Regions from separate parts of the Homo sapiens genome. Here region 1 is linked to region 2. Evidence: chromatin loops called from intact Hi-C (ENCODE). Cell type or tissue: gastrocnemius medialis. All regions are shown on one strand. Each heading gives the region's core, and the rest is flanking DNA. Links, peaks and the distances in the headings are about the cores only. Region 1 holds the start of LOC105374903 (a long non-coding RNA gene). Region 2 has its middle 60 kb from the start of LINC03055.

Region 1 (12,005 bases), core at 1,885-9,884, 66 kb after region 2:
TTCCCACCAAGAGCTCGTTTTGCAGACTTATCATATCACACCACGCCAGGGGCACGTGCACGTTTTAGAACATGGTATCCTAGAGGTGACAGTGCCCTACCCCAGTGTTCATTCTTTATTTGTTCAAACTCCATGTGCATCCAATTGGCTTTCAGTAACACACAAGAGCTCAGGTAACAAGAAGAGAACTGTACCCGGATGATGAACTGGAACATCCACCCTCATCTTCACCTCCTCCACCCCAGGCCATGTGCTTCACAGTCACACAGGGGAGCTTCTGGAATGGACAGTGTTCCTGGTGTTGACTATAGCCGTGGGCCTCTGAGAAGCTGAAGCAGTGTTGGGCGGAGACAGCTTCAGGGTCACCAGGCCCAGCTAGAACTCCAGGCTGACCTCAGGGCAACGTCCAGCATCAAGATGAGCTCCTGGGGCATGAGGCTACGCAAGGCCTGAGACCCCACAGATGGAGGACGCTGGGCCACCTGGTGGGGCTCCTTCAGCAAGAGAGGAAAGCAGGCCAAGGCCAGAGGCAGCTGCTGTCTGAAGATGGGAGGGAGGCGTGCAGGCCTGGCTCCAGCCCACGGTGCGCAGCAAACTCCAGCCTGCTAGACGCAGATGCAATTGGAGCCAAGTGCACCTTGATACCTCCAAGATGTGACCCCTTACCAGACCCTAAACAAACCTTGTTGACAGAGCCAGACCACCCCTATTTGAATCAGCTGCGTGGCCACGTGCCTGTCATTCGGTCTCTCTGTCCCCATTTCTACAATGTAAAACAGGAAAGTGAAACCCATGGGCCAGCGGCCGCATGCAGGAAAGCTGGCACTGTCAGCCATGGCTGTGGTGACTCCCTGGGCCTTAAGCGAGCAAAGAGCCCACACACCCAAATTCAGCACCTTCTTTCCTGTTCTCCTTTGAAGGAAACACTCTTCATATAAAAAGACAGGAAAAGAAACTCGAGACTTTTTCTTCTTTTGGGAGGGTCTCCAATTTAGAATCAGCATATCAATATTCTCTCTAAACCAATGCTTCTATTAAGGCAGAGTAAATGGGAAGAGAAATTCCACGGCCTGCATCTAGCTTGTCACTGCAAAGTGATTCACACAAACACACACTCACACTTTCACACACACGTGCACCTCTGATTGAAGCATTGCTGCTGAACTGATGAGACACCACTATGTAACCTCTGTTTTTCAATTAAGTGCAAAAAGCCAATTCTTAATCTATGCCATAAACTTAAGTACAAGTGTAGTTGAAAGCAATGATGCCACAAAAGACCAGGTCACAGACTGACTGGGGGCTGCGCTCAACTTGTAAGCCTCTTGCCTCACTCCTCTGGCAGCTACAAGTGCTAGAAAATGTCAAATCTGCATTATTCACTTGTTAATACTGACTAAGCAGTCAAATATACTGCCACACTGTGTGACACTCCAAAAGCCACAAGGATGTACTCACCCTTAGAGCATTAACATAAAACTTAATTAAGAACGCCTTGGGGCCGGGTGTGGTGGCTCACACCTGTAATCCCAGCACTTTGGGAGGCTGAGGCTGGCAGATTATGAGGTCAGGAGATGGAGACCATCCTGGCTAACACGGTGAAACCCCATCTCTACTAAAAATACAAAAAAAATTAGCCAGGAGTGGTGGCACATGCCTGTAGTCCCAGCTACTCGGGAGGCTGAGGCAGGAGAATGGCATGAACCTGGGAGGCGGAGCTTACAGTGAGTCGAGATCACACCACTGCACCCCAGCCTGGGTGACACAGCGAGACTCCATCTCCAAAAAAAACAAAAACAAAAACAAACCTTGGCCAGGCATGGTGGCTCACGCCTGTAATCCCAGCACGTTAGGAGGCCGAGGCAGGCGGATCACGAGGTCAGGAGTTCGAGACCAGCCTGGTAAACATGGTGAAACTGCATCTCTACTAAAAATACAACAACAACAAAAAATTAGCTGGACATGGTGGTGGGTGTCTGTAATCCCAGCTACTCGGGAGGTTGAGGCAGGAGAATCATTTGAACCCAGGAGGTGGATGTTGCAGTGAGCCTAGATCACACCATTGCACTCCAGCCTGGGAGACAGGGCGAGACTCCGTCTCAAAAAAAAAAAAAGAATGCATTAAAAGCAAGAAAATTTTGACACATGCTACAACATGGATGGACCTTGAGAACATTATGCTAAGATAAGCCAGACACAAAAGGACAGATACTGAATGATTCTGCTTACAGGGGATACCTAGAGTCACCACATTCGTAGAAACAAAGTAGAAGTGTGGTCATCAGGGGCTGGAAGGAGAAGGGAAAAGGGACTTGGTGTTCAATTGGCACAAAGCTCCAGTCTTGCAAAATGAAAAGAGTTCTGGAGATGGATGGTGGTGGTGGTAGCAAGACCATGTGAACGTGCTTAATGCTGCTAAACTGCCAGTGCTCATGCCTGCAGTCCCAGCAACTGGGGAGGCTGAGGTGGGAGGATCACTTAAGTGCAGGAGGCCAAGGCTGCAGTGAGCTGTGAGCGTGCCACTGCACTTGAGCCAGTAAGACTCTGTCTCTAAAAAAAACAAACTGCTACACTGTACACTTAAAAATGGTTAAGATAGTAAGTGGGGTTTTTTTAAATTTTATTTTTGAGAAGGAGTGTCACCCAGGCTGGAATGCAGTGGCGCAATCTTGGCTCACTGCAACCTCCGCCTCCCAGGTTCAAGGGGTTCTCCTGCCTCAGCCTCCCAAGTAGCTGGGATTACAGGCATGCGCCACCACACCCAGCTAATTTTTGTATTTTTAGTAGCGACAGGGTTTCGCCATGTTGGCCAGGCTGGTCTCGAACTCCTGACCTCAGGTGATCCACCCGCCTCGGCCTCCCAAAGTGCTGGGATTACAGGTGTGAGACACTGCGCCCGGCCAGTAAGTTTTACGTTATATGCACTTTACCATAGTTTTTAAAAGAGAAAATAAATTAGAACAATAATCCCATAAAGTTAAAAGAGGTCAGTAGCGCAGCATGGACCAGGAGATCCTGGGAGTTGTGAAAGTCAGGGAAAGCTCCCTGGAAGAAGGGGAGCTCATGTGGTTGTCCACATCCCCCATCATAAGCCAAGAAGAACTGCCTACCAAAGTGTGAAGGCTGTCCTTAAACCCAATGATGTCTATGGTAATGGAGGGCCAGGCCTCAACTATCAAGGAAGCTGCATCACCAACGTTTGTCCATCACCAAGGCATAGCATGGTATGGCCAGCGTGATCACATGACCCATATTCTGAGACCAGACTGAGAGTGAAGGGCACTGTTGATAATTACAGTGGACAACAGCATATGGTCTCCTGGGGTATAGCAGGAACAGCCCAGGCTTGGGACTCAGGCAGACCTGGTTTCGAATCCTAGCTTAGGCACATACTTGGGCACATTGCTTTCTGCCTCAGAGCCTCAGTTTCCCCTCCTGTAACGTTTCTATCTCGTGAGGTTATTGTGAGTAACAAAAATAAGATGAGAAAAACTTCCAGTCCAGGGCCTGAGAAGTCCTAAATATTACAAGCCTGTAATCTCTTATCTGCAATTCTGGGAAACTAGGGTTCAGAGAGAGGAAAATTGAGGTTTTTATTGTGCACCCTGTTATCTATTATGAATTTCTTACCCTACTTATAAATTTTTTAAGATTAAACCAAAAGTGCCCCCCACCCGACAAGGAAGCACAGCCACAGGAGTCTCTAAGTTACCCTGGGAGAGCTGGGTCCTGTCCCACTGCTAATGCAATTCACACAGGCAGGTCCAGGGGCTTCTCCCAGTTTCAGGCTCCTCGTGTGTACCACAGACGTGCCTTCAGAGATTCCAGCTACAGATCAGTTGGGAAAACAGTGCCCAGCCTAGGTCTTCAGCAGAGGGGATGGAACATGGGGAACTGGTTGCAAAGACGTTGGAGTTGCTGAAAAGTCAAACAGGGGCAGTGAGGCAACCCAGAAAGAAATAACAGGAAGAAGTTTAGAAGTTTCTACCCACTCTGGGCTTGGAAAGGGGATGTTATCTGAACCTGAATCCTGCACTATCTGGTAGGAATTGGAAGGATGGAGGGAAGGGCCACCCAGCCACAGAGGACCAGTGCCAAGGACCCTGACCAGGCTGCAGAGAGACAGAGAAACGCCCTGAATCTCCCGTCCGCTAGCCCTTCGGTTTATCTTCACTGACTCCCTGGGTGGAGGCCAGCCAGAAGCCAGGAGCAAGGGGACCTGGGAAATGTAGTTCTCAGAAGACAGAGCCCTGCAGTCCAAAGCAGAGCAGGGCAATCCAGGAAAACGACCACCACAGTGCAGCCACAGCAGCTGGGGTCGTCCCCCACTCAGAAGGGATCTTTCCACTTTTGTTTGGCATTTCTGCTTCCCTGGTATTTCCATTTTAGATGCCCCATATGCAAACTAATTAAATTCAAAGTTTCATAGAAGAGAAACTTTTTAATTAGCCTGGAAATCTCACACTTGGGGCCTGTCCATCACTTCTGAATCCCCCAAGCAGATTTGCGTCCTCTGACTCCCCTCGCCAGACTGAGCATCTCACAGCCAACACCTGCTCTGCAAGGCAGGCTGTGCTAGGCAGGTGTGCCATGCTGGGGACACAGAGAGAGCTGGATTCCACCTGGCTGCTGGGGGAGGAGGCAGCGGCACAACAGGTTCCCACATCACCTGGAGAGCAGGCGCATTACTTCCTCCAGCAGGGCTGGGCTTCCAGGTACAAGAGACCAGAGGTCACTGTGGTCCAATGGGCTGAGCCGTAGATTAGGAACTCAATTGTTCTTTGTTTAAATCCAGCTGAGACACCCAACCTTGCGTGACCTTGAGCCAAACACAACTCTTAGGATGTAACCTGCTTTACAAGATGAGAAAGACACGAGTAAAAACATCAGCAGACTCTGGAAGGTAAATGAACAATCCTGATAACACCCAGCCCTTCCCCCGAGGCGGGCTTTTAAGCATGATCTTGCTTGTCCTTGAAATCATCCCTGTGAAGGCAGGGAGAGGGAGGACCATTATCTCCATCTTACAGAGAGAGAAACCAGGCACTGAAAATAGACAGCAACCCACACAGCGGGTCATGCTGGCATTAGACTCAAGGCCACATGAGTGTTGGCCCTGACCTGTTTCTTCTGCCCCATGGAGGACCAGTTATTTCCTTAGCCCAGGGGCCCCAGTGACTGAAGGAAGGTCTGGAGGGAGACACTGTTTTTAGGTCTAAAAAGGGGAGAGGAAACAAGAGAGAAGAAGAAGGAGCAAAAGAAAAAGGGAAGGAGGGAAAGCAGAGATAAAGATGGGACCTGGAAGGGGCAGGGTAGACACTAACAGGTTGCCAGGACTCTTAATGACAGCACATGTGAGAACCTGGCTTGGCAAGCTCGGTTTTACCAGCCTTAAAGGCTTCCATGCCCTTCCATCATCACCCAGCATTACTGGAAATTCACTAGGGTTATACATTCAGAAGAATACACAGCCACTCCCCTTCATTTCTGAGCAGGGGTAGCTCCCATATCCGCCAGCCTTTTTCCTCCCCTCAGGGCCCGGTTTACGACACTTCAAGTTTTGTTCTCTGTTGTCAGGTGCTGTTGTGTAAGGTGGGAGAACAGATACTCCTGTGGGTGTGCTTGAGCTGAAACACATTTATCTAAATCTGAGCAGCAGGTGCTTTCACACACAGGAAGAGTGGTATCTGGTACCTTCCTGTAGGGCTGCGAGGGTCCTTCCCTTTCTGCCCACAGCAGCAGATCTGGGCCCACGTTGAAGACAAGCCCTCACTGCACTTGGGCAGCTATAATTTACCAGGCACGTCAAGGGTTGGGAAAGCTGTGACTAACAAGTCTAGCTTGTGCAAGACTCATCCTCTTACCTCTCTCTCACCATCACATCCCCAGCCCCACTAAAGAGTAGGATTCTGGCTGAGTCTTTGGCTAAGATGACAAATGGCAGCCCCTCTTGTTGAGACATCCTAACTCACACCGCTGGATCCGGAAGATGCACACAAACTCCACTTTTGCTAGCTTGCAGCCCCAAGGGTGTTCCAGAAAGTAGACCTTTATAACAGAACAGCTTCCTGGACTACAGGCATTGCTGTATCACTGCATCCAGGCCATAATTCTGATTGCCCCCTGTAAACCGGGAAACTCACTCCTCAGGATGCCCACCTTGCTGTTTGCCATCATGGAAATGCACTGAAGTGGCTCACCTACATTGTTACAGATAAACCACGGGCCACAGTTGCAGCACTCTTCTCAGGGTGTGGAGGGGAAATGACATCTATTCTTTGATTAATGTTGTCTCTCTCTGTCCCCAGAGTCAGTAAACAAACAAGCTGTCCTTGGAGCAAGCAAGCGCTTCCCTTTCGGCATCTCCCCCTCTCTGAGCGGCAGCCCTGCAAGTGAGGCCAATAGCCGTCCCTCAGCTGTGTACAGGACAGGCATTCTTGGACCTCAGAGTCCTGCAGTAGCATTTTGAGGACGCCAAGTTATTGATGGGGACAGGTGCTCATAATTCAGCATAACCCACCCAAGCCGTGTTTCACTTTTTCTGGAAACCTCTTGATTTAGGAATGAAAGCCCCTGGCTCCCCCTGGGCTGGGCTGGCCAGTAAACATCTCAGTCTGAGTTTGCCGAGGTGGGTTGCTAAATTTAATTGCCAGTTTCCACACCATGTGATGGTGTGTGACAGGCCAGCTCACCCTGTGAGTTAGCCAAGGGGTTTTAAATAAATGCTTTCTGACGGAAAGGATGATAAAGGTTCCTATTATTCACCAGTGAGCCTGGAGACTGAGCTGGTCCGGTTTTTACGACTGAGGCACAGCAATGTCAATCTCATGCTCTCTGTCACTACTTCCCACTGTGGCTTGACTAGGACAGCCTTAAGCGGCCTGCAGAAAGAGCTCCAGCCGGGTAGTCAGGAGACCTTTGCCAGCCCGATCCGTCCAAGGTTTCTGTGACCTTGGAAGGCAAATAGCTCTATGGGCCAGCGTCAGCCTCTGCGTCTGCAGAGAGGAGTGCTTCACAGGTCATGCTTGGGGCTTTCAGGAAGCATGTAATAGATATGCAAAGGCATTGCTGTTGGTGAAACATCCGTGGAACACCAGGCAACAAACCACTAAAAGCAGCATTTTTCTTGCTCCGATCCTTTAAAATATCGATGGAGATAAACTGATGCTGCTATTTGTGTTTTCCTTGACTATTTCCTTACGAAGCCCTGCAGTCACCGAATGCTCACTCAACCTTCCTTCAAAAGTGATTCAACGTGTGGCCTGAGAAGCGGCAGCATCAGCCTCACCTGGGCGTTGGTGAGAACGGCAGCATCTTGGCCTCTCCTGCTGAATCAGAGCGCGCTGCTTAACACGCTCCCGGGTGACTCGTACGTAGTCAGTGCTGGGAAGCGCTGGTCTACAGTCATGTTTCTCAAGCTTGAATGCACATCCGAATCCCCCGGAAGGTTTGCTAAAGCCTTGCTGGGCCCCACCCCCACGTTTCTGATTCAGCAGGTGTGGGTCGGGGTCTGCGAACTTGCATTTTTAGAAAGTTTTCTGGTGATGGTGATGCCTCTGGTCCAGGACCACACTTTGAGAACTTCTGGTCTTTCTTGAGCAGCTGTTTAGTGATACCTTCATTCCCACGTCACTAAGGGTGCATAACGTCTCTTCGTTATGTACTCTGGCTTCCTCAATCCCTGGAATTACTGTGGTATCCTCGTGATATATCTTCATTTCTTCCTCTTTAATCATCCTTGATCTCCCCCTTGATTTCAATATGTGTTTATCTCTCTTTCATTAGGAAGCTCTAGACACAGAAAACCAGACAGCTCGGTGCTGTGCAAAAATGGGAGGATTTCATGAAAATCCTACTTTTTTCTCCCATGTAGTTGTTTTAAAATTCCACTTGTTTTTTGTTTGTTTGTTTGAGATGGAGTCTCTCTCTGTCGCCCAGGCTGGAGTGCAGTGGCGCACTCTCCGCTCACTGCAACCTCCACATCCCGGGTTCAAGCAACTCCCCTGCCTCAGCTTCCTGAGTAGCTGGGATTACAAGCGCCCGCCACACGCCCAGCTAATTTTTGCATTTTTAGTAGAGATGGAGTTTTGCCATGTTGGCCAGGCTGATCTCAAACTCCTGACCTCGGGTGATCCACCCACCTTGGCCTCCGAAAATACTGGGATTCTAGGCGTGAGCCACTGCGCCCAGCCCAAATTCCACTTGTTTCTTTTTTTCAGCCAGAGTTATACACTGCTGGCCCATAAGGAACTTGTTACGATGTGACTACTACAGAATAACCAAATCGATTTGCTGCAGTACAATTTTTTTTATTTTTAAACCGCACAAGCAATATAGTGACACATTGGATTAAAGCAATCAACACTGGGCCGGGCACAGTGACTCACGCCTATAATCCCAGCACTTTGAGACACCGAGGCGGGTGGTTCGCATGAGCCCAGGAGTTTGAGACCAGCCTGGGCAACATGGAAAAACCCCATCTCTACAATAAAATACAAAAATTAGCCTGGTGTGGTGGCGTGCACCTGTGGTCTCAGCTACTCGGGAGGTTGAGGCTGGAGGATTGCTTAAACCCGTGAGGCGGAAGTTGCAGTGAACTGAATTTGCACCACTGCACTCCAGCCTAGGTGACAGAGCAAGACCCTGTCTCCAGAAAAAAAATAAACACTGAAGAATAATGAACTAAACCTTTATGCCCCACACCCCCCCCATCTCCTAGTCCACGCTCCTCCTCAGAGTTAATAAACATTGGCAGCTAGGTGTGTGTCTTCCATGCCTTTCTATATGCATATATATACCTACACATTTACATGCAGAAATATGTTTTGGATTTAAAAAAAATTACAAGTACTGTTAATAAAACTTCCTTTTATTAATAAACAATATTTTTCAGAGATGATTTCAAATCAATAAATAGACTACATTCTTTTTAAGGCTGCATGGCAGCCAGGTACAGTGGCTCAGTGCCTTGGGAGGCTGGGGCTGGAGGATTGACGCCAGGAGTTTGAGACCAGCCTGGTCAACATAGAGAGACCCTATCTTTACAAAAAATAAAAAAAATTTACCAGGTATGGTTGTGCATGCCTACAGTCCCAGCTACTCACGAGGCTAAGACGGGAGGATTGCTTGAGCCTAGGGGTTTGAGGTTGCAGTGAGCCATGACCACACCACTGCACTCCAGCATGGGCAACAGAGTGGGAACTTGTGTCTAAAAATAATAATAATAATAATAAATACATACATTTTTTAAAAATGCCTGTCACAGGAAATGTAAGGAGAAAAGAGAAAAGGCTGTATGGCTATATTTTAAGTTATGGACATACTACAATTTATTTAGCCATTCCCCTGTTGATGGCCACTTACATTATTGCCAATAGTTTACCATTACCAACAATATTAAATTAGCACTGTCACGAGATTCAGCTAAGAAGTTGGCCTCCAAAAAGTCTGTATCAATTTACATTACTGCCCCTCACAATGAACATGCTTATTTTACATGGAATCAACACAAATGCCCATCAATGACAGATTGGATAAAGAAAAGGTGATACACATACACCATGGAATACTATGCAGCCATGAAAAGAATGAGATCATGTATTTTGCGGGAACACGGATGGAGCTGGAGGCTGTTATCCTCAGCAAACTAATGCAGGATCAGAAAACCAAATACTGCATGTTCTCACTTATAAATGGGAGCCAAATGATAAGAACTTATGAACACACAGAAGGAAACAACAGACAATGGGGTCTCCTTGATGGGGGAGAGTAAGAGGAGGGAGAGAAGCAGAAAAGATAACTATGGGATACTGGGCTTAATACCCAGGTGATGAAATCATCTATACAACAAACATTCCTGACATTTGTTTACTATGTAACAAACCCTCACATGTACCCCAGAACCTAAAATAAAAGTTTAAAAAATTAAATTAAACAACAAAAAAAGAAAGTGCTTATTTTAACCTTCTCACCAATACTGGCAATTACCAGTCTTTCACGTCTTTACCAATATATTGAGGCTATCTCATTCTCTAAACTTGGTTTTATCTGAAGACTGCTTGAGGTTAAACATTTCTCCATAAGATTATCAGCCATTTTATTTCCCTTTCTCTAATTACTCATTCAGATCCTCTGTCCTTTCTCTATTGGCTTGTTGGTTTTTTCTGTTTTTTTTTTGTTTGTTTGTTTTTGGTTTTCTTTTGCAGTAGGGAACACAGGAGCAATAGTCTGGGTATTAATCTTTGGTCTATTAAAAAAAAAGTCATAAAGTTTTATCCAAGTCTCTCACTTGACTTTTAATAGCATGCTTTATTTTATCTTTTGTTGTATAAAACTTCTAGTTTTCATATAGTCCATAATACGATTTCAGTTGAATTCATGCATTGCTAGAAATCACCTTCTAGAAATCTGCATTATATGGAGGAGAAACAGTCTCTTGGATGTGAATGAAAAGAACTTAATAGAGGAAGTTGTAAATAAAACTTAGTAGGGAAATAATGAATTAATTCAGGCCCACATTCCCTTTTCTTCTTTCTAGCTCCTGTATCTTTTGGCATGAAGTTTTGGTTTGGTAGGAGGTTTATAAAAATAAGTGCGCTGGTTTAGGTGATTTAAAGATTTGTATGGAAGAGTTGAAATGAAGTCAAAGGTGGCTGCTAACAGGAGGCAGGAGTCTCTCTTCTTTCTGATTCTCTTGCATGCAGAAGCACTAACTCTGCTCCAAACTTTGCAAGGATGTTTGCATAGAGAACGGCCTTTGAAGACAGAGATAGTGCTTTCCTCTGGAGCAAAGGGCTGGTTTGTTTGCTGTCCAGTATAATAAAGATAATGTCTTCCCCAGGCAAAGGTTGGCAGGTTTACTTACCGCCCTTAATAAAAGATTGGGGTTTCCTAAACTCAGGGCTCCTCTCCTGTAACACACCCTGTATGTGGAATTGACACCTGGCCCTGCTTGCCTGCCCTGTGAAACTGGGGTTTGGGGAACCAGCACAAGAAAATGGTGGTACTCAGGCTACTGCTATTGCTGTGAGTAGTAAACTGTCCTTTATCTCTAAACCAGGAGTCTTGTGTCTTCTGCCAGCATCTTGAAACTGTGGCAGGCTCACTTGCTAACTTTGAAAATAGGGTAAAATCTCAGAACCTTCACAGTTCCTGACAGTCACCACATAATGGAAGGTTAAAACACTTAAACTCTGCTCTTGTTCCAGTCAAATTTAACCCTCTGCCTACAATACAAAAGTCACATTCTTCTCTTAAACTGAACAGTCCTTAAATGGTTAGGGAAAAGAGAAATTCACTGTAAGAATTTTTTATATCTTGTATATAATTCCTGCAAGTCTAATATTTCAAAAGGTGTTCATGTGGGTGAAGTAGATTTACTCTGTTCATTTCTCTGGAGAAATGAACTTACAGACTGAAAATTTTCAGCTCAATAAATAAAGAAAAACGAATTTTAACAATTAGAGTTATCCCAAAGAGAATAAAGTTTGAGGTCACAAGCTCACTGCTGGCCTAGGTGACCACTAGGTCCCATAGGACTTCTAATGGGGCAGGGATTAGACTGGATGATTACAAAGCTCTCTTCAAATGGAAGATGCTAGTGGGGAGGGTGTTGTTTCAGTGGACGCTCTAATCAGATGTCTTCTCATACCACATAATGAAGCAGGCGAGCTGGTGGATTCAACTGGGACTCAGAAGACTGCACTTGAGGAGATCATCGTGAGTTGAAGATCTCTTGCTTAGTCTCGCAGAAACTTCATCAAGTCTAGCTCACCTGGGAGTCAGTTGGTGCCGGCGAATCAATTCGTGCCAGTGAAATTCACCAAGAGCCTGATTTACAAACTAGAGAGCCATGGCCTTAATTTTAGAGCAAAAGACAAACTTTTCCAATGAATATAGTTTTCTTGTCCAATAGCTAGGACACCCCCCTCCACCTGCTGTGTACTAATGAAGCAGATTTTTTTTTTTGAGTTTTGCTCTTGTTGCCCGGCTGGAGTGCAATGACA
Region 2 (12,005 bases), core at 2,552-10,551:
GTATCTTGATTATGGTGATGGTTACAAGACTCTACCACCAGTTCAGTGTGATAAGGCTGCACAGAACTGCCCCCCTGCCCACACACACACACACACACAAATGAGTGCATGCAAAGCCGGTGAAATCCAAGGAAACTCTGTAGAGTATACCAATGTCAATTTCCGGGTTTTAATATTGTATCTACTTCTATAAGATGTTACCTGGGGAAAACTGAATGAAGATGAAGGATACACAGGACTTCCTTGTACATTGTTCTGCAATTTCCTGTGAATCTATAATTCTCATAAAAAGGCTGAATCCATGTGAATGAATTACGTATGCAATTTGCTAAACAGTTAAGGTAAGCATAGATAGATATATAGAAAAACTGCGAATAATATGCACTGTTTGGCTCTGATGTTAACTTTTCACACATCCCTCACTAAACGATTGGGATAAACCAGAGCCATCACTTTGAAAAACTCCAGGGTCATCATGCATATTGCAGTCTCTATGAGGTGCACCTTCAGGAGCTGTGCCATATACAACCTGTACAATAATACACAGCAATCCTGCCTTTAGGCAACTGCTGCTAAATGATGCATCTCCATTGCTGGTTCTTTTCATTCATCATCCTGGCTTCATGATCTATTTCTGTTCCTCAAACTGCTCCACCTTTGAAGCCAATCTAGATTGGAATAATCAGTTTTGCAGCAGCATTGATATTTTTGTTACACAGAATTCTCAGTTTCTTGGTCTGTAATTGCTCAGATTTCAAACATAAAACAGACTTTTTATTAATGTATCTAATAACTCTTCATTGAGACCTTACTGTGGGCTATAAAGATTGATTTCTGTATTGTTGTTATTGTAACCATGATGAACCATAGTTCACATGTACACTTGTACAATGCTGTAGTTCGAGGCGTTTCACGCTCTTCCACCAGCTCATCTGTGACATGCTTTCTCTTTAGAGAGAAAGCTTCTCTCTGTAGCTCTGGTATATATCTAGTTCACTAATTTGTTGGCGGAAAGAGAACCTTCCAGCGTGAAATCCACCTGAAACAAGACTCCCTGCTATGCAGCAGTTGATTCTGTTTCTTTACAAGTTGAACCATCCAGCTTGGCTGGTGCCAGACTTTTATTGTTTAACCGTTTCAACCTATTGATGTGCGGGCCATTCATGATTGTGTGGTTCACAGCAGGGCTGGTCCCAGGACAAGCCCAGTGGTGACTCAGTTAAAGGGGACAGATACGGAAACAGATGAACAATGCATGGGGTGAGGAGGTGGTGGTGGCAGGGGCAATGCAGGGGAGAGGGCTGGACAGGTGAGGCAGGCCAGAACCGGTGACTCATGGGCTCCCCTTGGTCAGGAGGGCTGGAGCAGGTAAAGCCCGCCCACAGCCGGGGAACCCACACCCAGCACACGTTCTCTCCTGATCTGCTACTCCCGCCCCAGTTTCCCATCAGACACAGGAGCAAGAGATGCACAAAAGCTGCTTCCTGAGCAGCGAGTTGGGACAAAGCCAACAGGTGATCTCAGGGCTTGGCACTTTCCCCATGCCTGAAAGGAGATCAACCATGAAGGTTACAATACAGGTTTAGAGAATTAATAAAAAGGTGTGGGATGGGGTGAGTTTCAAGCTCCAGGATCCAAGTGTTTACTTTCCTAGAGCAACTTCTGTCTGAGCACCCCCCAACACACCCACCCACCCACACACACACCCCTACACATCTGGAATTTTCTCTCCACTTGCCAGTCACCAAATCCCCTCTCCACCACCACTAGCAGCCCTACTCCCTGATTAGCTCGAGTCAGTAAAAAGGCAATGTGGCAGAGGGGCTAAAAGGTTCACCTTTTCCCAGCTCTAATTAGAGAAAAGAAAAGAAAGAGAAAGGAGCTGGCTAAAAAATAAGACTTTGCCTAGACTCCACTAACCTGGCCTTGCAGCTAAAGAAAAGACTATCTTTTTAAAAGGAGGAGGAGGAGGAAGAGGACATGATGACGGGGGAGGAGGGGGAAGAGGGAGAAGGAGAAGGAGAAGGTCCTTTCATCCTTACTTAACCGTAAGACAAATTTGAATCCAGCTGCATCACTTAGTAGCTGTGTGATCTTGGACAAGTTTCTTTACCCCTCTGTGCCTCACTTTCCTCATTTGTAAGATGGAGATGATGGTGATAATGATAGTGGTGATGATGATGATGATGGTGTGGTGTTGATATTTGTGGTGATGATGGTGATGATGATGGTGGTGATGATGGTGGTGATGATGATGGTGGTGATGGTGGTGGTGATGATGACGATAGTTGTGGTGGTGGTGATGGTGATGATGGTGGTGATGATGGTGGTGGTGACGATGATGGTGATGATGGTGATGGTGATGATGGTGATGGTGGTGATGATGGTGATGATGATGGTGTGGTGATGATGATGGTGTGGTGATGATGATGGTGATGGTGATGATGGTGGTGATGATGGTGATGATGATGGTGTGGTGATGATGACAATACTACCAACCTCATAGGATTTGGGGGGAGGCTTGAAACTGTTGATATGTGTGAAACCACAGAGATATGCCTTGCACATAGGAATGCTCAGTGCACTGAGGCCATTCTTTAAAACTCTGGCTGGAAACCCCTTCACACTCCCCAGTTCCCACAGAGACTCCATCTTCTCCCTCTGCTTCTTCCTGCCTCCCTGCCTTGTGTTCTTTCAGAGTCCCTCCTGACTGTGTCTTTTCCCCATCCCCTTTCCCCCAAAAGACAGCTGGGTTTCAATATTAAAATCAGCGCTTTGGAGTCTGACCAAGGTGAATTCATATTCTTGCTCCACCCCATCCTGGCTTGGGCAGGTGCCTGGCTGTCCTCACCTGGAAACTGTGGCCTCCATCCTGCCTCCCAGACCTAGTCACAGCCATGAGGATGCCAGCCAGGAAAGTGAAAGAATGCCCGCCCTGAACAGGAGCTCAACAAATGGAGCCATTCTGCTTCCATGGCACCTGATGCCTAATTCTGCAGTTGCTCCCAGTTTCCCTCTTTTCTTCCACCCTCCAGACCATATTGTGCTACTAACAAGAACCACCACGTACTGAGCATTCGTGCCTTCCCAGCACTGTGCAAAGAATTTTGCTCCTGTAATCCTCACAACTCCTGGATTTGGGTTCTGCCCTCTGCTCCCAGAGCTCTGTCTACATTTCCCAAGGGTACCACTCAAATAACAGCGCATTGCTGTGAAGATCAAAGCAATAGGTTCACAGTGGGAAAAGAAGAGGAAGACATGAAGGGGCACCTAATGGGGTGACCAGCCCTCCAGGCTTGCCCAAGGCTGAGGACCAACCTGAACGGACGGTCACTCTAACAATCCAGTCATCCACAATGTCCAGGATGCCTGAAAATATCTTTTGCTGCTATAACAATGGCTCAGAAACCCACCTGACGATTTTGGAAGGTACTTAACTTCTCTGAGCCTCAATTTCATCATCTAAAACAGGGATAGCAATGGCTACCTCCTCACGGGGCCGCTGGAGAGATAAAAAGGGAAGAAGTGCATCCAGCATCCTCGCAGCATTCGTCTCATGGTGAGCCTTCCTCCACAGGTGTCAGCATCAAGTCCTGGAAATCACACCTGGGCTTGTCCACCTGCCAGCCACCACCCCTGGCCACTTCCTTATTCTCTCCAAATCTCAACTACCCGAACTTAATCAGTTCAAGCCAGGCACAGTAGCTCACACCTGTAATCCCAGCAATTTGGGAGGCTGAGGTAGGAAGATCCCTTGAGACCAGGAGTTTAAGATCAGCCTGTTCCACACAGCAAGACTCCATCTCTACAAAATATTCTTTTTTAAAATCGGCTCAGTGGGGAGATTAAGTAAGTTATAGACAGCTTGTGAAGAAGAAAAGAGGAGGAAGAAAAAAGAGAAGGAAGAAGAAGAAGAAAAGGAGGAGGAGGGGGAGGAGGAGGAGGCAGAGAGAGAGAAAGAAGAAGAAGAAGGCGGCAGAGAGAGAGAGAGAGAAAGAGAGAGTGCTAGCTGAAAAGAGCATTTTGCCTAGACTCCACTGACCAGGCCTCACAGTTTTTAGAAAAAGGAAGAAGACAAACCTCACAGATGCAGACTGGCTGGAAAACCCCAGTCCCTCAGTTCTTAACCACCAGACAGGGAAGTCTTGGCCAAACAATGGTGGAACAGATTCTTTGAGGGACAGACAAGAGACAGAGGGGGACAGAGGGCCCCAGCTTCAGCCTGATGCTTGGGTTTGAAATGTCCAATCCACCAGCACACCTGACACTCCTTGGCAGGAAGAGGACAGAAACCCTGGCAATCTGGGGGGAGGCACAGCCTGTTCACAGAATCAGAAATGTGGGAGCAAAAGTCATGGCCTTTGGTTCAGAAATGCCAAACATCTAATCACCTCCGGCAAAGTCCCTGGCCCAGTTCCATGTTATTGTGACCTCTGAGTCCTGGCCGAGTGCAGGGCAAACTCCACTACCTGCTCGGTGGCCCACGGGTCCCTTGCTCCTGGCACTGGGGTCCTGTTTCTTTTTACCCTTTCCAACTGGGCTATCTGGCAGGGATCAATCAGTCCCCACATAGAAGACACACTGGCAGGGGTCTCCAAGGCCTTTATGTGAAGGTCGGTGGCTTGGACGTTACTATTTTTTCAAATGGATTAAATGCCAATGGCATGCTGAGCCCACGGAGAAATCAGAGGTAGACAGTCGGCAGGCAGGCACTCTGGGGAGATAAACAGATGCGTGGCATTCCACAGCTCTGAGGAAAGATGCCCCTTGAAGCTAGGGAGAAGCTTTTGTCCATGCTGCCACCTTTAGGGGCTTTCTCAGAAATTCCCACTCCTACGCTCAGTGACGGGATCATCAGAGCCTAACAGCTTCTTGGCCATGGTCGTGCACAGCCATCGCCAGCCACCCTGGAGATGGCAGGCTGTGCTGGGACGGCCCTTTGCTCCCTGCACCCCAGGTGCTCCATCATGACAGGGCAGCTGGAGGCAGGAGCAGCCCCACTGTGTTCTTCACAGCCACCCTAGCTTGGATCAGCTGGTCCCTCTCCTGGGGCTAAAGCAGCGAAGGATTTACATCAACCCAGAAGGAAAAGCCACTGCTTTTGGAAGGGGCCAGGGAAGTGCAGCAGGAGGGGTCAGCAGAGCAAGAGAGGACAGGGACCCACCATGATGATGAAACTGATGACTTCTGTTGCCTCCAGTTGATCGCCCCACTCACCCTCAGCACCTGTACCAGCCTGTGCTCGCCTCCCGCTGTTGCAGGTGTGGAGGCTCAGGACACGCGGGGTGGGGGCAGCCCCTGAGTTCTCCTGCTGTGGAGGGACAGCTCTGACAGGAGTTAGGTTCCTACACTGATTTGGGACAATTACTCTTTCTCTGGGCTTCAGTTTCCTCATTTGCAACATAAAAAGCTTGGGTTTGATGGGTTTTTGAAGGTCCTTTGAGCTCTCTGATTCAGCAATGTGAGTGGAGTCTAGCCGGGAATGGCCCCCAAATGTGCGGCTGGCCCCATCTCTGTGGAGGGATGGAGATGGAAAATCAGGATGTGGTGGCAGGGCTGTCTGTGGGATTCTCCTGGGAGCAATGCTCTTCCCCATCTCACAACTCACCCACACGGCCCTGCCAGATGCCCTGGGTCTGCACCAAACGTTCTCCACCCTCACAGCTTACATCCTGGCTCACCTTGCAAATGACTCATGACAGCCGGGGACAGGGTGCCCCAGAGCACGCCCACAAGTCAGTGCCCATCCGCCCCTTCTCCAGGTGCCACTGCTGGGAGCTGTGGAGTTGTCAGCTGTTCCTAAGCCAGGGGCGCTCCTTGAGTTACAAAACCGAGAGGACATGGAAATTGAAATAGGAGAAGCAGCCAGTGGGGGCCAAAGGGCCCCTGGGCAGCTATGGAAAGACAACCCTGCCAGAGTGAGCACATTATTTATCAGCTCTCTTGGGGAGACATATATGGTTATAAACAGAACCTCTTCCTATCACAAGACATGCCTGCCAGCCTTTTCATGGATCACCAAAGCACCCCCAAGCTTCGCGCTTAGGGTGATTGCCAGGCATGGGAAACACCTAACAGTTGCATGTCAGCACCGAAGGAAGTGGGATTCAGACAAAAGGTGTTCCATTTCACAGCAGGGAGGAGGGAACGCCTTGGAAGAAAAAAGTCTTTCTTGGGGCTACCCAGCAAGCCCAGCCAGAGCTTCTCAGCAATCAGGTGTGCATTTCTGGAGCCCAAACCACTCATTCTCAACCCAGGAACGGGATTAGGGGACTAGGGATATTTTGAGACCCAAAGAAAATTGACCCCCTACAAAAGAGCCCAAAGTGTTCCCAGCATTCTGCAAACCAGCATCTGGACTGCGAGGACATGAGGGCTGCATTGAGTCGGGGGAGAAGGAAGGCTGGCCAGTTAGGAATGACATCATGTGGCCACCGCTAAAAAACAAACAAACAAACAAAAAAAAAACAAAAAAAAAACGCACTCTGCTGTTGAGAGCTGGGGCATAAATGCCACGGCAGTTGCTGGGCATTTATGCCCCAGCTCTTAACAGTGGAGTGGGAATGGATCTCTCCAGGTTGGATCGAGTGGCTGCTTTCCTGGAAACCAGGCTCCTGGTTGCTAGGGCCGATAAGACAGGGAAAATGCTACACTCGGTGTTCATGGGAAAACATTTTGATATTGAAGAAGAGCTGAGACGTGTTAACAGTTGAATAAAAACAGAGCAGCCCTGGCTCAGGGGCTGCAGCTACCCGCCCGGCGGGCACTCAGATTACCCACGTGGTGTGCTGCAGGCAGTGAGTCAGACCGTCCATGCTCCTGAGACTGAGGGATGACAATCCCAAAAGGACACACCACCAAATGTGGCTCCTCCAAGTAGGTCCAAGGACCTGGCCTCTACTCCAGATGGCTGTGGGCCCCTGCAGGCCTCTCACTGCAGCCAGCCACCCCGGCACACACAGTGACTGTGGACGCTGATAGGCAGTGTCATAAGGCTGTAGATGGGGAAAGGGACTGTACAGGCGAATGGGGGATGCTCTGTGGCAGGGCACAGGAAGCCCCTAATGGGGACAGATTCTCCACTGGCAGGTGTGGCCAGAGGGGCACTGGCCTTGGAGCCTCTGTTTGTAGCTCTGTGCTGGGGCTTGGGGCACAGGGCAGCCCTCAAAGGGAAATGGTTTTAGTGGTTCAGGAAATGAAACCCTTTGGCAGAGACCCAGAGCTGGCCTGACGCACGCTGCTTTCTGCCCTACAGCAAACAGCGTGGTAACAAGGTGCCTTTAGGTTTCCATTTTAATCCACTAAGCCAATGCCTTGCCTGAGATTTACAAAGTTTAGACCCCACATTGGAAGATCCAAATGTCCCTCATTATCTGCCTCCCACAAGACAGCTACGAATTTTCCCATACGTAACTAATAACTTCAGTTTTTCTCTGCTATTTCCTACTGGTCTCCACGATCTCTCGGGAAAAGCGTGAGAGCACTGAGCTCAGGATGGCTGGACCCAGCAAGGCCTGAGGGTGGGGCTTAGGGCCACAGTGCTGCCATTGACCAGTGGTGCTGGGAGCCGGGAGGCCCAGTTTTGTTTTATGCGCCCGGCTGGGCATCACTGCCCCAACCAGGGAAGCAGAAATCAGTGAGTCCCAGCTACTTCTCCGTGATGCTCCTCTCACCACAGATACTCCTGAGAGATTGGATCAATGAGTCCCAGCTACTTCCCTGTGATGCTCCTCCCACCGCAGATACTCCTGAGAGATTGGATTGTGTTCCGGAGGGGAGTGGGAATAATGGACAGAGGAGAGAGAAGAGAAAGGGAAAAGAGAGAAGGAGAGAGGTCTGAAGCCAGCAACCCAGCGGGGTAAGGCAGAAAGTGGGAGCACAGAAGGGAAGACAGAGGGGGCTCCCCACCCGGCAGGAGACGACCCGGCATGCTTAAAGTAGAATGCAAAACACAAGTTTTGCATTGTTTAAAAGGAATATTGTGAAAGAAAAAGGAGGCCGGGTGTGGTGGCTCATGCCTGTAATCCCAGTTCCTTGGGAAGCCGAGGCGGGTGGATCGCTTGAGCTTGGGAGTTTGAGACCAGCCTGGGCAATACGGTGAAACCCTGTCTCTACAAAAAACACAAAAATTAGCCAGGCATGGGGGCACGTGCCTGTAATCCCAGCTACTCCGGAGGCTGAGGTGGGAGGATCAACTGATCCTAGGAGGTCAAGGATACAGTGAGCTGAGATTGAGCCACTGTACTCCAGCCTGGGTGATAGAGCCAGACCCTGTCACGCCAGTAATCCCAGCACTTTGGGAGGCCAAGGTGGGCGGATCACGAGGCCAGGAGATGGAGACCATCCTGGCTAACACGGTGAAACCCCGTCTCCACTAAAAATACAAAAAATTAGCCAGGCGTGGTGGCTGGCACCTATAGTCCCAGCTACTTGGGCGGCTGAGGCAGGAGAATCGCTTGAACCTGGGAAGGGGAGGGTGCAGTGAGCCGAGATCACGCCACTGCACTCCAGCCTGGACAACAGAGCGAGACTCCAAAAAGACAGACAAAAAGATAGAAAGAAAGGAAGGAAGGAAGGGAGGGAGGGAGGAAGGGAGGGAGGGACTGCTTGAGAGTAGAGGCTGGGAGAAGGGTCAGGATCAAAAAACTACCTATCTAGTACTATGTTCATTATGTGGGTGACAAAATAATCTGTACACTAAACCTCTGTGACATGCAATTTACCCAGTAACCAACCTGCATATGTACTCCCTGAACCTAACACACAAATTGGACAGAAAGAAGAAAAAAAAGACCAGGCACCATGTCTCACGCCTGTAATCCCAGCACTTTGGGAGGCCAAGGCGGGCAGATCACTTGAGGTCAGGAGTTCGAGACCAACCTGGACAATGTGGTGAAACCTCATTTCAACTTAAAAAAATACAAAAATTAGATGGGCGCTGTAGCACACACCTGTAGTCCCAGCTACTCAGGTGGTTGAGGCACGAGAACCACCTGAACCCAGGAGGCAGAAGTTTCAGTGAGCCAAGATAGCGCCATTTAACTCCAGCCTGGGTGACAAAGTGATGCTCTGTCTCAAAAAAAAAAAAAAAAAGAAAATGGAAAAGACTGAAAAGTTGAAGTGGGGGGAAATTAATCAGTTAGAAACAAGGCTATACCCCAAGAAGGAGCTGAAATTTGAAGTTTAGAAAATAAGGCAAACTACATATATGTGTAATATATATAAAGAAAAAACAAGAAGCAAACATCTAATTAGAGCAACAATCTTCATTCCAGAAAGGTAGCAGAAATAAGCACTTAGCAAATTTAAAGTATTCTGACTAGCAGAATGACAATGACAAAAAAAAAAAACAATATTTATAAAATTGAGCAGTGGCCTTCAAACATTTTTGTCAGGGGGAAAAAATTCAAGTGGTACTAGTGCATTAATACTGCTTTGTTTATAAATTTCATATGATTGCCTCTATATAATTTTTAGAAACATTAGGAAATATAAGAACAAAAATTTAAAGAAAATATTTTAATAATTTAAAATATTTTATTTATCAACCATATAAAAAGCTTTATATGAGGCTGGGCACAGTGACTCATGCCTGTAATCCCAGCACTTTGGGAGGCCAAGGCGGGTGGATCACGACGTCAGGAGATCGAGACCATCCTGGCTAACACAGTGAAACCCCGTCTCTACTAAAAATACCAAAATTAGCCAGGCGTGGTGGTGGGCACCTGTAGTCCCAGCTACTCAGGAGGCTGAGGCGGGAGAATGGCATGAACCCGGGAGGCGGAGCTTGCAGTGAGCCGAGATTGCGCCACTGCACTCCAGCCTGAGCGACAGAGTGAGACTCCATCTCAAAAAAAAAAAAAGCTTTATATGTAATGTTAATATTCTATGAGAGTAATATGATTGAATAATTTTAGTTATTTTTTCAAATCTTGGCTTAGCATGTGATTTGAAGGTCATATTTTGATATTTGATTTTAATGACTGTCATAAGTAAAAGACGTGCCTCACAAACATAAGTAGGTCCAAATGAGGATCTTGGTACATTGGTACGTATCTTTTAAACCTATCCACCATATTAAGCAAAAGGTGTATTGAAATTTGGCTGTTAAGTATCAGTCTTCACTAATGTTGATTGGCTATTATTAAAAATTAATCAGAAGTTGTTGTACTTTATACTTTTAACAAATGTCTTTAAAACTCACTGAAATTTTTTATTTGACAAATTGGGGGCAGAATAGAAAATTCTTTTTCCATATTTTTAAAGAATGCAGGTACGAGGTCTATATTTAATAAATATCATTTTCAGCTGAAAGGAAGGACGAGAAGGAAGGAAGGAGGGAGGAAGGAAGGCAGGGAGGGAAGAAGGGAAGTAGGGAGAGAGGAAGGGAGGGAGGGAAGGACACTGCAAGATTTAGAAATAATCTCAAAGACCTGTTTTCAACATGCTCTCACTGCAACATAACTTTCTTTTGAAAATCAATTATTCTTTCACTCATTATTAAAATGTCATCTGTATTGAGAAGAGACAAATTAAGTTGTTCTTAATTTTCAAGATGATTTTCTACATAGCTTATATCTACTGATAGCTACTCATCAGAACAGGTCAGAAATTTTGGAATTGCTGTCAAATCTGCATCTTCAGATCTGACAAATCTCCTGAGAGCTTTGCCTTGAATAAACCTCTACTTGAAATACATGTTTCCTCTCTACTTCCCATTTCATAAAACGTGAAAAGATTCTACATAGAAGTCAGTTATATGCTATGCTACATATGTATATGTATGTATATATGCATATGTGTGTGTATATACACACACACACTTATTTAGCCACACCACGACCTCCTTGTAGCACATGAGCTACATGTGACAAGTCATTGGCAGATGTGACAAGTCATTGGCAGTGAACATGAGTGAGCATGTCGTTATCTGTCAGTCTCTCAAATTGTCAAATGCCCTCTCTCCTCACAGGGCCGTATATAGGAATGATCACCTGACAAACAGATCAAGTGAAACTACCAGTGTTAATCTACATATTTTCAATTAATCAGCCAAGCACAGTGGCTCATGCTTGCAATCCCAACACTTTGGGAGGCCAAGGCAGGTGGCTCACTTGAGCCCAGGAGTTCAAATCCAACCTGATCAACATGGTGAGACACTCTCTCTACAAAAAATACAAAAATTACCTGGGCATGGTGGCACACACCTGTAGTCCCAGCCACTCAGGAGGCTGAGGTGAGAGGATTGCTTGAGCCCAGGAGGTCAAGGCTGCAGTGAGTCACAAACACACCACTACACTCCAGCCTGGGCAACACAGCAAGACCCTGTCTCAAAAATAAATAAATAAATAAGAAAAAGAAAAAAAAGATTTAATTAAATCAATCAAGTTCAATTTGTTTCATAATTTTAGTTTAGAATACATTGAAATCAAAATTCCAGCTCTCCTGGAAACTCCTGCAGAGGGCCCAGGATCCAGCAAAGAACATAAATGTCTGCTCTGGGAGCCTGTGTTCAATCCCACCTGGACCATTTACTGCTGTGCAGCCCTGAGTAAGTCCTCTAAGCACTCCATGCCTTGGTTTGCCCATCTACAAAGAGAGATAATAAAAATTATGATCCTATGCCGGAGGTTGGTGTGACAATCAAATGAACAAATCCATGTAAAGCTCTTAGATTTTTTTTTTTTCCTGAAACAAAGTCTCTCCCTGTCATCCAGGCTCTGGAGTGCAGTGGCGTGATCTCGGCTCACTGCAACGTCTGCCTCCTGGGTTCAAGCAATTCTTCTTCCTCATCCTTCTGAGTAGATGGGATTACAAGCGCATGCCACCACGCCCGGCTAATTTTTATATTTTTTAGTAGAGACGGGGTTTCACCATGTTGGCCAGGCTGGTCTCAAACTCCTGACCTTGTGATCTGCCCACCTCGGCCTCCCAAAGTGCTGGGATTACAGGCGTGAGCCACGGCTCCCTGCCAGCTCTTAGATTTTTTAGTTTACAGTGGAGAT

Evidence for each region. Hi-C counts contacts between places; a loop is a spot of excess contacts. Peaks named below come from ENCODE experiments on the same cell type or tissue, not always from the same donor. Only the 100,000 strongest peaks of a DNase experiment are listed, where the experiment ranks them.
Region 1: a loop joins it to region 2, with 9 times the contacts of the local background. A loop is called at or near these places in 8 of 110 quality-filtered maps.

Annotation. Positions count from the first base shown.
Region 1 is chr6:6,886,558-6,898,562 of GRCh38, forward strand. LINC03055 (long intergenic non-protein coding RNA 3055) reads left to right here. Exons shown (of 3, transcript XR_926430.2): 2 at 4,796-4,903; 3 at 11,666-12,005. It overlaps LOC105374903 (a long non-coding RNA gene), which reads right to left and starts at 3,797. Exons shown (of 3, transcript XR_926431.3): 1 at 3,713-3,797. RefSeq lists an enhancer at 547-1,182. In gastrocnemius medialis, for the core only: no CTCF peak of the experiment used is centred there; DNase peaks (open chromatin) are centred at 5,804, 6,354, 6,764, 7,364 and 2 weaker places; H3K4me3 peaks cover 1,148 bases; H3K27ac peaks cover 7,874 bases.
Region 2 is chr6:6,819,614-6,831,618 of GRCh38, forward strand. No RefSeq gene overlaps it. Among named protein-coding and RNA genes, the nearest start is that of LINC03055, 60 kb to the right of the region's middle. In gastrocnemius medialis, for the core only: no CTCF peak of the experiment used is centred there; DNase peaks (open chromatin) are centred at 5,728 and 6,858; H3K4me3 peaks cover 1,011 bases; H3K27ac peaks cover 6,186 bases.